Linked DNA regions of Homo sapiens: regions 1 and 2 are each linked to region 3. A link is a contact called in ENCODE Hi-C or POLR2A ChIA-PET data. All regions are on one chromosome and are shown on one strand. Each heading gives the region's core, a stretch centred on a gene start or an enhancer-like site at or near the end of the contact. The rest is flanking DNA. Distances are from core to core; before and after follow the strand shown. Region 1 has its middle 66 kb from the start of GLI2. Region 2 holds the start of LINC01101 (long intergenic non-protein coding RNA 1101). Region 3 has its middle 100 kb from the start of LINC01101.

Region 1 (4,195 bases), core at 429-2,928, 100 kb before region 3:
TCGCTTCTCAGTGACTCAACTTTCCCAGCCACAAGATGGGTCCAGGAAGAGCCGCTTGGGGAGCAGCGGGGCCGGGAGGATGGGGTGAATGACTGCCTGGCTGTGGGTATCTGCAGCTCCTGCTGGCAATCCTTCTCACCCGCTCGGTCTCCAGCCAGGGGACAGGGACCTGGGGTCCACACCTCAGCCTGAGGTCCAAGGCCATCCTCGGAGGAGGCCCCACATTCGTCCCCCAGGTTGGTGCCCACGCCTGCCCTGGCATGAAGCCACCCTTTCTCAGGAAGTCCAAGTTACTGAAACAGATAAATCAATCTGTCAAGAAGCCTTGGAGAAAGAATCTCTCAACTCGCTCAGCCAAGAAGCTCAAAAGGCGAATTGTTCCCAGAGATGAAGAAGGAAACAACAGACACCTTCTTCCCAGGCTCTGCCTGCGGCTCTCGAGGCCCTGCCCTCCTCCCCCTGCCCCCAGAGAGCACCTGTAGGCTCAGGGCCAGCCCAGGGACAGGCATGGCAGCCCCTCGCTGGCTGCTGGGGTGGCGCCCAATTCCAGAGCCCTGTCTGGGGAAGGAGAGGGCCGAGAGCCACTGTTTGGCTCCTGTCCCAGACCTGACTGGGAGACCTTCTGAAAAACTCAGCCTCCTGATCAACAGAGGGCAGAAGACCTGAGCCACTGGCCTCCCCATGGAAGAGGCACTCAGAGCGGTATGAGGAGTAGTGCTCACCCTGGACAAACTCCCGGAGTCAGTGTGACCGTCGGAGCTGGAGGCTGGGGTGATGGGGGCCAGGGAAACCAAGCAATGGCCCCGAGGTAGTGAGGAGTCTCTGGAGGCCAGATACCCTCAAGATGGAAAAGGAACATCCTTGGAGGATTGGGGTGGCTTCTTCCTGGAGGGAGGAGGGACACATGCCGGGATGACAGCCAGCTCTGCCGCTGACCAGCTGTGTGACCTTGTGAAAGTCACTTGATCTCTCGGCGCATCAATTTCCTCATTGTTGCCTGGGCCTCTTGTGAGATCTTCCTCATGGCTTGCAGTGAGGATTGAATGAGTCGATCTGTGCCCCGTGGCCCGGGACATGGTGAGCATGTGGTAATGGCAGCCGTTTTATCCTGTAGTGTAATAACGGTGTGCAGCTAGACGTCACTCTGGGCACCTTTTCTCACAGAACTGTCACTGCCGTGCTGCAGGATGCGGATGGTTGTCTTCACTCTCCAGATGAGGAAACTGAGGCTCAAGGAAGGGCGGAGCTGCCTGAGGCTTGACAACTCTGCAGTCTGCAGCTGTGAGAGGGGGCTCTTTCTAGCCACACAGCTTTCCCTGGTTCTCGTGCGCTCTGTGAGCAGGAGGACGGGAAGGGCCGCAGCCGCTGAGGGAGCAGGAGGGGTTCGATGCAAGCCCAGCTCCCAGCACGGGAAAGCCAGGTCAAGAAACACACGGCCTCTGCTGTGGGGCTGATCACAGCTTTGTCAAAGAGGAGATGTGGGAGGGGGGAGGTGAAGGGAGCAGGAAGAAATGAATGTCAGAAACATAAATAGCCCTGGAACTGATGGACAGTCTGAGATCTCTGCGCAGACCTGGGCGCCTGCAGGCTGCCACTCAAACCTGAGCAGAAGGGTGAACCCGCCCTCACCCCACTCCCGGTTCCCTACACGCCCCAGGAAAGGGCTGTTGTGAGCGGAAGGCATTCGTCGAAAACTGGGAAGGTTGCCCAAGAAAGGCAGAGCGGGAAGCCCTCCGTGGGCAGCAGAACCGGGTGAGTCAGCCCGTCGGAGGGTCCCCCATGTGGCAGGAAGGGGAGGCACAGGGACTGGGCTCGGCCACCTGGAAACACAGGCGGCAACAGCTGCTCATGCATGAAAGGTGACAGCTAAGTGTCATCAGCCTGGGAGTGCCAGGATAACGTCACCAGGGCGAGGTGGGCCGCGGGGGTGCAACAGAGGCCCCCTAACTTCCCAGGGGAAAAAGCTCACCACTGTCAGGGACATGAAAGGACTGTCAAAGAGCCATGAAACCAGCTACGGGGATTGGGAAACTTCAGACTCACTTCTGTTTGTTTTGTGACAACATGGAAGCCACAGATGTTCTCTCAAGGTAAAAAGAACCACCAGGGACCTCTCTTGGTGTGACCTTCATCACCTCCTCTGTGTCACCTGTCCCCGCCTCCTGCTTCTCCCCCAGCACATTCCAATAGGGCCACACCCATGCCTGGAGTTTGTGGCAGGAATCACAGGAGGGGAGGGGCCGATGGTGGATCTCAGGGTGGGGGCAGCAGGTGCCATGTGTCAGGAATCAAGGCTCAGATGAAAAGTTATATCACGGCAAAGGCATGTGGCTGCTGAGGACCAGAGCCTAAGGACTGGTCAGTTACCAGCTGTCAAAGGCAGGCCAGAGGCCAAGGAAGAGTGACCAAGAGTACCTTGAGCTAGGAGCTGCGAGCAAGAGGAGGGAAGGGAGGGTGCACATTTGGAGGACTACCTCTGAACCAGGTGCCATGCCTGAGGTTCCTTTCCATGGTTCCATTAGTAGTTCCTCCTCCTGATCTTGGGAGATGAACATTATTATCTTGATCTTGCAGGTGAAGAAACTGAGTCTCAGAGAATCTCAGTAACTCACTAAAAGTCCCACAGCTTCTAAGTGACAGGGTCTGTGTGACAACACAGTGAGAAGTCGGGCTACAGCAGGGACTGGCCAAGGGTAGGTAGTCATGGGAGGATGGTCTGTGTCTTGAGAACAGACTCAAATGATGGGCTTCTCTCTGGAAAGGAGGGGCATGCCTGAGGTCAAGAATTAGGAAGTCATTTTATCAGAGAAATATGGAATCCATCATTTCTAGACCAGGGATTCCCAAAGAGGTACTGATGAGAACTAATTATGGCCAGTAAATAACAAAGCACTATTTTAGAGAGTGCATGACCCATTTTGGAGCTCACTACTCTAGAAAATGGTACACGCTGGAAATCAGAGAAAGGTTTCCAAATAAATCTGTGATAGGAGATACCAGAGAGACCATGAAATGTCCATGGCATGGAGAGATTCTGAATGGGAGGCACAAGGAGGCTGATCAAGGCTTGGCAGGCTGGGCTGCCCAATAGGAAGAGACAGGCTTTCAGGAAGAGGTGGGTTCCCTTTTGAAAAGGACAGCAAGTTTTTCTGCTTGACAGTATCCATCTCCCTCATCTGGTGTAAGCACTTCTTCTTCCTTAGGGACTATCCCTCCTCAACTCTCAGACTGCGTGGCTCTATAAGATTGACCCTGCCCCCTGGCTCCAAAGAAGCAACATGACTCAGGCATGGCCAGGGAGAGTGACCATGTTGAGTTTAAGGAAATCTAGTCAGAAAGAATTAGCCCCAGGGCTGTAGTGGGAACCTCTAGGAAAGGAACTTTCTGGGCCAGGTTTGCTCATCGATGGAGCTGTTGGGGAGCAGTCATCTTGGTGTATGTGCAGGCAGGTATGTAAGGGGACAGGGTGTAGGGGGGGACCTCATGAATCAAATAAAACTTCCCTAGCATCTGTTGTTCTTTCCTCTTCCAATGGCCCATTTGGTGATCCCACTCCTCCATACCAAGCAGACTGATGGGGCTCCACCACAGGTAAGGCCAACTAGCATATCTCATTCCCATGACTACAGTCATTGGTGCAGAGATGGGCATGTGATCTAAACTACACTAAACAGAGTTGATCTCAGGATGTTTAAAGGAACTATTAGAAAGAAGATTCTCAGCCCGGTGCGGTGGCTCATGCCTGTAATCCCAGCACTTTGGGAGGCCGAGGGGGGCGGATCACAAGGTCAGGAGATCGAGACCATCCTGACTAACAGAGTGAAACCCCATTTTTACTAAAAATGCAAAAAAAAAAAAAAATTAGCCGGGCATGGTGGCGGATGCCTGTAGTCCCAGCTACTCAGGAGGCTGAGGCAGGAGAATGGTGTGAACCCGAGAGGTGGAGCTTGCAGTGAGCCGAGATCGTGCCACTGCACTCCAGACTGGGCGACAGAGCGAGGCTCCATCTCAAAAAAAAAAAAAAAAGAAAAAAAGGAAAAAAAAAGAAAGAAGATTCTCTTGCTGGCCATATTTGAACCTGGGAGGATGGCGGAATCTCTGCTTCTGCAGCTGTTTTGTCACCATGAGGAGTCATCTATCTGAGAACAGAGCCAGCACAGAAGAAGTGGATCCAGGAGGTCGAGAAACAGAGAAA
Region 2 (4,150 bases), core at 900-3,399, 100 kb after region 3:
TAGATCAATCAAACTGCTATTGAGTAAGCATTTCTCTGCCCTTGGCACCAGCTTTCCATATGTAAGACTGGGCTGTGAGTACTACAGTACTATCTTCTCCGGCAGGTGGCTGCTTGGATGACTCCACTCCCATTCGCTCACTCCCACACCTCCCACCCATGCTTGCCTGGCCCTGCCATTAACACTGCAGAAGAACATCCAAGTGTTTGCATTCCCAGCATCCCTTGCTGCCAGGGTTGGCCATGTGACCCACTTTTGGCCGATGAGACACCAACAGGGTGCTCCTGGGAGACCCTCTACTTTCCCAGGGAGTCGAGGCTGCCATCTTGCCACCACAAGGCAACGAGGAGGCCCACGTGCTAAGGACGATGAACAGAAAGCTGGGAAGAGCCCAGTACTTGGCATCACCAGCAGCTGACCAAGGCCATCAACCACTCGTTTTCAGAATTATGATGTCAGAAAAATAAACCTAATTTTGTTTAAGCCACAGTGAGTTGAGATTCCCCTTAAGTGAAGCCAAACGTTTCTATCTGATACCCATGAATGAACGCTTTAACGTGCTCATCAAATATTATGCTCCCTACTTACCTTTTCTTCTTTCTCTTTAAAAGGCCCTTTGCTGGCCCTTAGGGAAAGCCAAGGGGCCCAGGAACTCACCACATGTTTGAATCAGGGGTCTGATGCTGAAGAAGCCAGTGGCAGTATAACTTACCCTAAGCATTTCTCACCTTCTCTACCCCAAATAGGGGCTGGGGATCAAGGACTTCCTGAGGGCTAAGATGAGAGGAGCAGGCCCAGGAGATCCAAGGAACAGACCAGAAGATACAGCCCAGGAAAGGGGGGTTGCAGGCTCAGGCCCTTGGGCCAGCTGGGTGCTCAAGGCTACACCCTTTGTGAGGCTCCCACCCTGGCTCCCTGCAGCCCAAGGGAAAGGGCTGTCTGCTAGTGACCAAGTGGGCGTGATGGGTCTCCTGTGTCTTTGACTCCACCAGACTCCCACAGCCTCATTCAGGGCATAAAGAACCTACAACCTGCCCTTTCTTTTTTTTTTTTCAAGACAGAGTCTCACTCTGTTGCCCAGGCGGGAGTGCAATGGCACAATCTCGGCTCACTGCAACCTCCGCCTCCCGGGTTTAAGCAATTCTCCTGCCTCAGCCTCCCAAGTAGCTGGTATTACAGGCATGTGCCACCATACCCAGCTAATTTTTTGTATTTTTAGTAGAGAGGGGGTTTCACCGTGTTGGCTAGCCTGGTCTCAAACTCCTGACCTCAGGCGATCTACCTGCCTCAGCCTCCCAAAGTACTGGGAGAACTTGACCTTTCTAAAGCCCTAAAAGCTAATGTTTGAGTGTCTGCTGTACATCAGGTTCTTTTCATCTTCATGAAAGTCCTTCGATACAAGACTTTGCATCCCCATTTATAAACGAGGAAACTGAAGGATCAAGAGGTCAAATGGTTCGCCCAAGGTCACACTGCTGGGAAGAGGGGGAATTCTGTTTCCTTCCCAGAAATAACCACCCTACAATAATATGTTGCTTCAGAGCCTATTTTATTCAGTCTCCCAGACAAACACTATTCATTGCCATCTGAGTGCCTTTGTCCCAGCTCTGCCTGTCCCTCCAGCCTGGAATACCCTCTGGCCTCCACTGGCATTCCAGCTTCAAGACTCAGCCTCACTCCCTCCCTAATCATAAACAGCCATCACTTATGGAAAGCACACCACAATATTTTACAGCAGTCCTACCCGACAGGTCCCTGTATCTCTGCTTTCCAGATGAGGAAACTGAGGCTCAGAAAGGAGCATTTTCTGGCCTCTGTCACACAGCTAGTAAGGGGGGTGGCCAGAAGGCAAAGCCAGCTCTGCCAGGGCAGTGTCCTCAGAAGAGCCGAGAGAGGGAGGAGTTGCTTCCAGGTCAAGGTCAGGCCTCCAAAAAGAATGCTTGGTCTGGGCCCTTCTCTCCTCCCCCACACTTGGCCCTGCAAATTGGCTTTGACCTTTCATGCCCCTGCCTTTGAGCTTCTCCCCATTCAATTGAAATCACAAAGGAAGAAAAGAGGGCTGGCGAGAGGGAAAGGCCCCTCCTGGCCCAGGCCCAGGTCCCCAGCCACGCCCCCGCAGGCGCATCGAGCCCTCCAGGGTCTGTTTGCACAGTTGGGGTGCTGCGCTAGGAACCCCACCTCCGGGAGAAAGGCACCACGAGGTCATCTGTTTACTCTGGGATTAGCGGCTCCCCGTGGGAGTTCTTTTCCTACGAGATGAAAAGAAAGCGGACAATCTGTCAGGTAAACAGGCCGCATTGTTCCCAGCCATGTCGGGGGCCCCTTTGTGGGCCGGGCCTTTGAGGTCGGTTGCTCCCTTGCACAGGGAAAGAGCTTACTTAAACGGAATGGAACGGAACGGGAGGCCCCGGCTGGTGGGCAGGTCGCCTGCTGCTGATACAGGAAGGGACAAAGGGCTCGGACGATTCCGGTCTTTCCTTAGCTGCTCTCCTTGCAAGCTCTTTCCTCCCCATGGGTCTCTTGATGAGTCCAACAAGACGGGCATGGAGCCCGATCTCACAGATGGGGAAGCTGAGGCCAGCGGCAGCTTCCCCCAGCACAGAAGAGAGCTCCTGGCATTCCAGCAGGGGGTGACTGGAAGAAAACCAGGGACCTGGTCTAACCACCTCACTCTTCAGATGGGGAATAGCTGGAGATACAGGAAATGGCAGAGTACGATTTCTGCACTGGAGGTTTCCCCAGGTGCCCCTGCTGGTTGGTGGGGAACACAGGAGCCACGACCATCCCCACGAGTTGGCTGTCAGTTTTATGGATTCCCAGAATATTTAACAGCTGAGTGGATGGCACTGGTCAAGGCCGGCCTGTTCCCTCCCACATCTACCCACAAGGTATCTTCCTGGGAAGCAGGGAAGACAGTGTAGGCCCTGCCCCGCCAGTGCATGAGTGTCTGGGAGTCAGGACTCCTGTGTTTGGGTGGCCCTGACTCCAGTTTGCTCTGTGGCCCCAGGCAAGCCACTCACCCTCTCTGGGCCATCCATCAAACAAGAGATAAGATGCTCTCCAGGGGCTAGCCCTTCCTTCGGACCGTGAGAAAAATCTAGGGAGGGCACAGGCATCCATCCATGAGGACAGGATGGAGGAGGGACTACCTAAACCCCTGTCCATCTCTGACCCCCAAGAGGCCTGTGAGGCAGTGGGGGCAGCGCCTGGCCCAGCCACCATCCTCTAGGCAGGGTGCTGCCGTGGGAAGAGAGCACTGTGGTGAGGTGGTGAGACCGCATGCCCCGGGTCACCCTGACCGGTCCAATTGCCTGTCACTCACCAGAGGCCCAATCTTGGGCAAGTGACTCAGCCTCTTGGTGTGCGAAATGGCCCCCATGAGGCCTCCTCAGCCTGGGGGGCTCCATGGCAGAAGGGTTCCAAGAAGGCAGGAGCTGGAGCTGTTCTTGCCGCTGCTGGGAGGTCCTGTCCACCCTCTAGCCTCCCTCTCCCTGATCCCCCACCACTGCCCATTCCCAGTAAGGCACCTATTCTCTTTGCCACCCTGACACCAAGTCACTGTTCAGCTTGTGGGCAACGGAGCCGGAAGCATGGAAAAATCTCATGCTGCTCCCAAAGCCAAGGGAGAGCTCAAAGAAGGCTGGTGGAAAAAGGCCCAGAGCTGTGGCCGGACAGAGTAGGCCCCGAACAACCACAGAGCCGCCTTGACAGAAGCCAGGGCACGGTCCTGAGATGAGCCTCATCCCTGGAGGGCAGCAATGGACCATACACGTGTCTAAGCCCCCATCACCAGCCGGGGCCCCAGTGACTCAGAGCCTGCTCTTCCTGAACCCACTCGGCAGGAAGAAAACTGAAGGCCCAAGAGCCCCAGCCACACTGTGACCTGGAGGTGACCTGGAGGGAGACAGGGTGACAGCACCAAGCTCAGCCTTTCCTCCGAGGCTTCGCAGGACTGAATGAAGGCAAACTTCCCAACACCCCAAGCCATGGGATTGTCCTTCCTGGGGCCCTGACTGAGCTGTGACGGGCTGTGTGGCCCTGGGTGAGTTACTTGCCTTCCCTGAGGCTCATCTCAGCACATATAATAGAAAATGGAGACAAAAGGATGCCCTTTGCATGGGTTTTGGGAAAGATTAAGTCACATGTTTAT
Region 3 (4,358 bases), core at 1,119-3,618:
ACCACGAGGGGTCTGCTCCCTCCTCTAGGCCTAAAGGGATGAGGAAGCAGGGAAATAGTCCAGATCCCAGCAGGAGGGCTGAGTGGGGAGGGCCTCCTGCCGGGCCAGGGCCTCCTGATGGGCAAGACACTCAGCCAGAGTGTGGCCACTACATGCCCCCTGCCAGGGAACCCCACTGGCCAAAACCAGCCAGCACCCGAGCACAGGGACTCGTTGATGTGGTCAGGCTCTGGGGCACAGAGAAGGGGCAGTGGGAGGGAGGCTCAGATGGGCAAGTGCAGGTAGTTTAGGGGACCTACTGCTTCGTGGGGCCACTGTGAGCGGGGGTGCTTTGCTAGGCGTTCCACAAGCATCATTTCACCAAAACTCAGCCTGAGAGCTGCAGAGAGGGCACCAAAGCCTGGCAGAGCCCAGGTTCTTTCCACGGGGCCACATGGAGATTACTGCTGGCATTCTCCCAAAAAGTCGCAAAGTTGTTCTGGAGCAAGTGAACTCCAAGCCTGTGAAAGGTGAAGATTGTTCCAACCTCTACATTCCTCGCTGTGGGTGCAGGGTCAGCACTGGGGGACCCAGAACCCTTGGTTTCTTCAACCCAGCTTCCACCGGCAGAATGATTTAAATGGCAATGGTATGCAAGCAAAGACTGGCCAGGATAAAATCACAGCATGGGCAGGGTTTAGAGGTCGCTGTCCAAACTCAGAGACTGTCCTGAGGAATGACTGGGGCTGGTCAGCACCTCAGCAGGTTGGAAGGAGGCTGGGCCTGACACAGCAGGAGGAGCCAGGAGCCCCAGGGGCTTGGCCTGCAGGAGCCAGGGTGGCCAGTCTTGGGGCTACTGCAAGGAGGCCACAGCAGGATGCATCCTCAGTGGGTCAGGGCCAGAAGGCCCCTGGGAGCACTTGGTCCAGGCCCTGCAGGGGCAGACAGAGAAGCCAGAGGGGAGGTGGGGGAGTCTCAGTGGCAGGCCAGGGCTCCCCAGCAATTATACCAGGACTGCTCTGTCCCCAGGGAACATATGTAATGATGAATGCACAAAGCTCTGAAGGTAGATGCCTGGTTTCCCATCCTACTTCCAGTAGTAAGTTACTTCTCAGTTCCTCAGTTTTCTCCCCTGTAAAATGAGAATAACAGCAGAATTTGCCTAACGAGTGTGAACAAGCTCATCAATAGCAGGTTCTTAGGACAATGTTCTTGCACATGTTGAGGCCTCAGTGATCCCAGACGCTGTCATTAGCACTAGGCTCTGTGCTGCCCCTGGACCCACATCATCTCATTTATACGCCCCAAGCACTTGGGGTCTGCCTGGTCCACAGGCCTGTGCTCAGAGCCACTGCCCTAGCTGCCTCCTTGTTGGGCGCCTACTCCACACTCAGGTCTGTGTGACACATTTGTCCATCGTCCAGGCTGATCTTTGCTGTAAAATTGTTGGCTGTTTTCTTTTGAGAGACAATCTGGTGCCATGGAGGGAATCTCCACTTTCTCATCTAAAAAATTGACTGCTGAAAAGAAACACACTGTTATATGCTAATGTGTTGGATGCCATGCCAGACTCCAAAAAGACCAATTTTCCTTCCTTCCCAGTGGCACCTGCAGACTCTCAGGACATTCGTGGTGCTTAGACTTATGAGCCCTGCCAGGCTGTGTCCCTGGGTTACTGAGTCAGGCTGTCTGGGAGCAGGGGATTGCGATCTCCACTCTACACAAACACTTCAGGTGACCCTGCAGGCAGGCAGCACTCTCCCCCTATGCCTTCAGTCCAGGGTCTGTTGACCAAAGGGGCCTGGAGGAGGCTGTGGGGAGGAGGCCTCATCTCAGCTGGGGCAAAAGAGCTATGGTTGCAGGACCAGGTGACACAGGCCAGCCTTGAAGTCGGGCAGTCCTGGTCTGCACCTGGGCTGAGCCACACACTGGCTGATGACCTTGAGTAAGTCAGTTCACCTCCTTGAGTCTTGCTTCCCTCCTCTGCCAAATGCAGATAACCCCTCTAAACCTTGTAGGGCAGTTAAAAAAGAAACCATGTAGGTCTGTGGTGTCTGGACCGGGTGGAAGCTCCGTCCCATGGAAACGCCCTTTGGCTCTCCCTGCAGAGTTGATGGGGCTGTGAAAAGAAAAACGCTCTCCCCAGAGGTGGAATCTTAGCCCAGGTGCTCCTGGCCGGCTGGCAGAGGAGGGGTTAACGATGACTATGTCCACGGAACAATAAGTGACCGGTGGTGGAAATGCTGAACTATGATGATGGAGCTGACAGAGGCTATTTTTGGAGGCCAAACCGCATGGAGTAATAGGATTGGAGCAGAGGCAAGCGTGACCAGAGCCGATGTTCTCAGCTACCGAGGCAACAGCCGGCTGGCCTGCGCCAAACAAAACACTCCGCCGCTCCTTTCTCCCCGCGGGTTTTATCTTGACCTTCATGCAAGCTACCCTTGCCAGCACCAAGAAAAAGATTGCTTTAGATTTCCTAACTGTGGTGTTCTTCAGACTCACTGCTCCCACACCCTATGACTTCGGCTTGGTGTCCACTGTGCAGTGGGGAAACTGAGGTGGGGTGGGGAGGGGCAAGCACATCCCAGCAGAGGTGGCCTGGGGGGAAGGGAGCTCCTATGTCTGACTCCAGGCATGAGTCAGGGTAGTCTAAGGGCTGTCAGCCCCCGGTCCTCCCTGAGTAACCCGCAGCTTGATGGGTAGCCCAGGATCCAGCCTCCTTCTCTGTCACACCGATGCCTTCTATCTGTCAAAAAGCCATGCTGGGGAGACGATCCCTTTCTGCCCTATACACCTGGAAACTGCATCAGGCTTCGACTTGCTGCTCTCACTGAAATCTCCCTGGAAGAGGAAGGCATGGGGAACTCCTGTTCTGGGGGCAAATTCGGTCTATCTGGGCATTAAGAGCAGCTCGAGAGGGAATAAGACGAGGAGCATCTCCACGTGTGCCCAGTGGTGAAGCCGAGGCTACACCAGGCGTTTACTCTGTTAATCCTCATACCTTTGTGACACAGCCGTCATTGTTCCTATGCCACAGGCACTTGACCACTTGATAAGAAGCGGCAGGGGCCCTTTGCCCTCTACCCCTGATGCCAGAAGATCCTTGGGCCCAGATGGGGGCCCCTCCACACACTCCTGTGTTCAGCCGGTGCCCTTACTGGGACATCTCCAGGGCAGATTGACATGTATAATGGAAGAGTACATTTAAAATGTGGGAATGCCTTTGGTGTTTTTCTTTTCTTCCCTGTTGGTGACCTTCCCACTAGTCTGCCAGAGGCCCAAGCCTCCAGGAGGATCAGGGTTGTTACAAGACACAAAGAGCAAGTGAGCGCCTAGCCAGACTAGGATCTCCAGGCCCACAGCAAGAAGGGTTTGAAAGCCAGGCTTCCCTGCAGGGGAAAAAGCTTTCTACGTCTGCACGTTGCCCTTTCTATATCAAGTGCAATGCCTGCAGGTCTGAGCGTGAGGTTTACTCTAAGACCGTGTCGGGCAGAGGACACAGAATGTGATAAGAAGGTGAACTGGAACTGCATAAGACATCAGAAGGGAGATATGTGAGGCTGCACCCAAGGAGGGGGTAAGAAACTTCCTAGATCCAAGGGAATGCTGACCCTGACCCCTCCCCTGCCCCCCGTGCTTCTGGTGCCAAAGACCCCACCTCTACAACATCAGGCTGCTACCCAGAGTAGATGGTGGTGGGAGGTTCAGGAAGTACCAGAGGGGCTTGCCTAGCACCCCCAGGATCCTAGGCTCCCAACTGTGTGGAAGGCAGACCAGAGGGAGCTGAGAGTGGCCGGTGCCCTATAGTCAAAACTGCAGAGCAGCCAGCCGTGCCAAGGGTCACTGGGGTCATAGCCAGACCTCCCTCTAGCAGGTGGCAGCCCCAGAATAGGGACCCAGCCACAGGGCCCAGAGCAATTCCCCTGCATGGCTTAGGTGTAGTAAACAGACCTCAGGACCCCCCCACTCCCCGCCCCAACCCCGCCGGCCCCAGGACTGCGGGGCGTGTTGCAAGCAAGATGGCCCGACCCAACACCCCAGGGCCACCAGGCCCCTCCACTGCAGCCTGGCAAAGAGGGAGTGGGAGGAAGGGTGTCCTCCTGAGAGCAGAGACAGCCCTGCAGCAGCTCTGACCTTTGAAAAGTCAGGTACTTAGCTATAAGAGACAGAATGAACTTGAACTAGGATGTTTAACTCTCACTTGCCCAGCAGGATGAGGTCAGATGGGGTGTTATTTGCGTGGTGGTGGTAGTTGGGGGGGCATTGTGTACATTTGGAGCCCCTGCCCCAGCTTGGGAGGGCCAAACAACATCCCTGAGCTCAGCAGCAGCTGGGCCTGAGTTTACTCCAAAGCTATATCCGAGGGGCAGGTTTGC

Evidence for each region. A loop is a pair of places that touch in the nucleus more often than their neighbours do. ChIA-PET counts read pairs that join two places held with the same protein, here RNA polymerase II (POLR2A). Pooled maps may share reads with other maps.
Region 1: a loop to region 3 is called in a map of right lobe of liver, with 3 times the contacts of the local background. The contact joins two enhancer-like sites. A Hi-C loop is called at or near these places in 40 of 168 maps with a recorded cell type or tissue (Caco-2, Calu3, HCT116 and 26 more) and 26 of 50 pooled maps. POLR2A ChIA-PET finds 5 or more read pairs at or near these places in 2 of 52 experiments (both WTC11).
Region 2: POLR2A ChIA-PET joins it to region 3 with 14 read pairs in HepG2. The contact joins the promoter of LINC01101 here to the enhancer-like site in region 3. A Hi-C loop is called at or near these places in 5 of 168 maps with a recorded cell type or tissue (HepG2, MCF 10A, aorta and 2 more) and 11 of 50 pooled maps. POLR2A ChIA-PET finds 5 or more read pairs at or near these places in 6 of 52 experiments (A549, HepG2, MCF 10A and 2 more).

The regions. Positions count from the first base shown.
Region 1 is chr2:120,667,299-120,671,493 of GRCh38, reverse strand. No RefSeq gene overlaps it. Among named protein-coding and RNA genes, the nearest start is that of GLI2, 66 kb to the left of the region's middle. RefSeq lists a silencer at 1,587-1,881 and enhancers at 1,648-2,149, 1,300-2,499. Within about 2 kb of position 1,678, at least 8 of the 41 ENCODE cell types and tissues checked have a DNase peak (open chromatin) inside an H3K27ac peak, as active enhancers do.
Region 2 is chr2:120,464,348-120,468,497 of GRCh38, reverse strand. It overlaps LINC01101 (long intergenic non-protein coding RNA 1101), which reads left to right and starts at 2,149. Exons shown (of 1, transcript NR_027181.1): 1 at 2,149-4,150. RefSeq lists an enhancer at 1,853-2,395.
Region 3 is chr2:120,564,786-120,569,143 of GRCh38, reverse strand. No RefSeq gene overlaps it. Among named protein-coding and RNA genes, the nearest start is that of LINC01101, 100 kb to the right of the region's middle. Within about 2 kb of position 2,368, at least 7 of the 41 ENCODE cell types and tissues checked have a DNase peak (open chromatin) inside an H3K27ac peak, as active enhancers do; they include ascending aorta, where a contact is called at or near this core.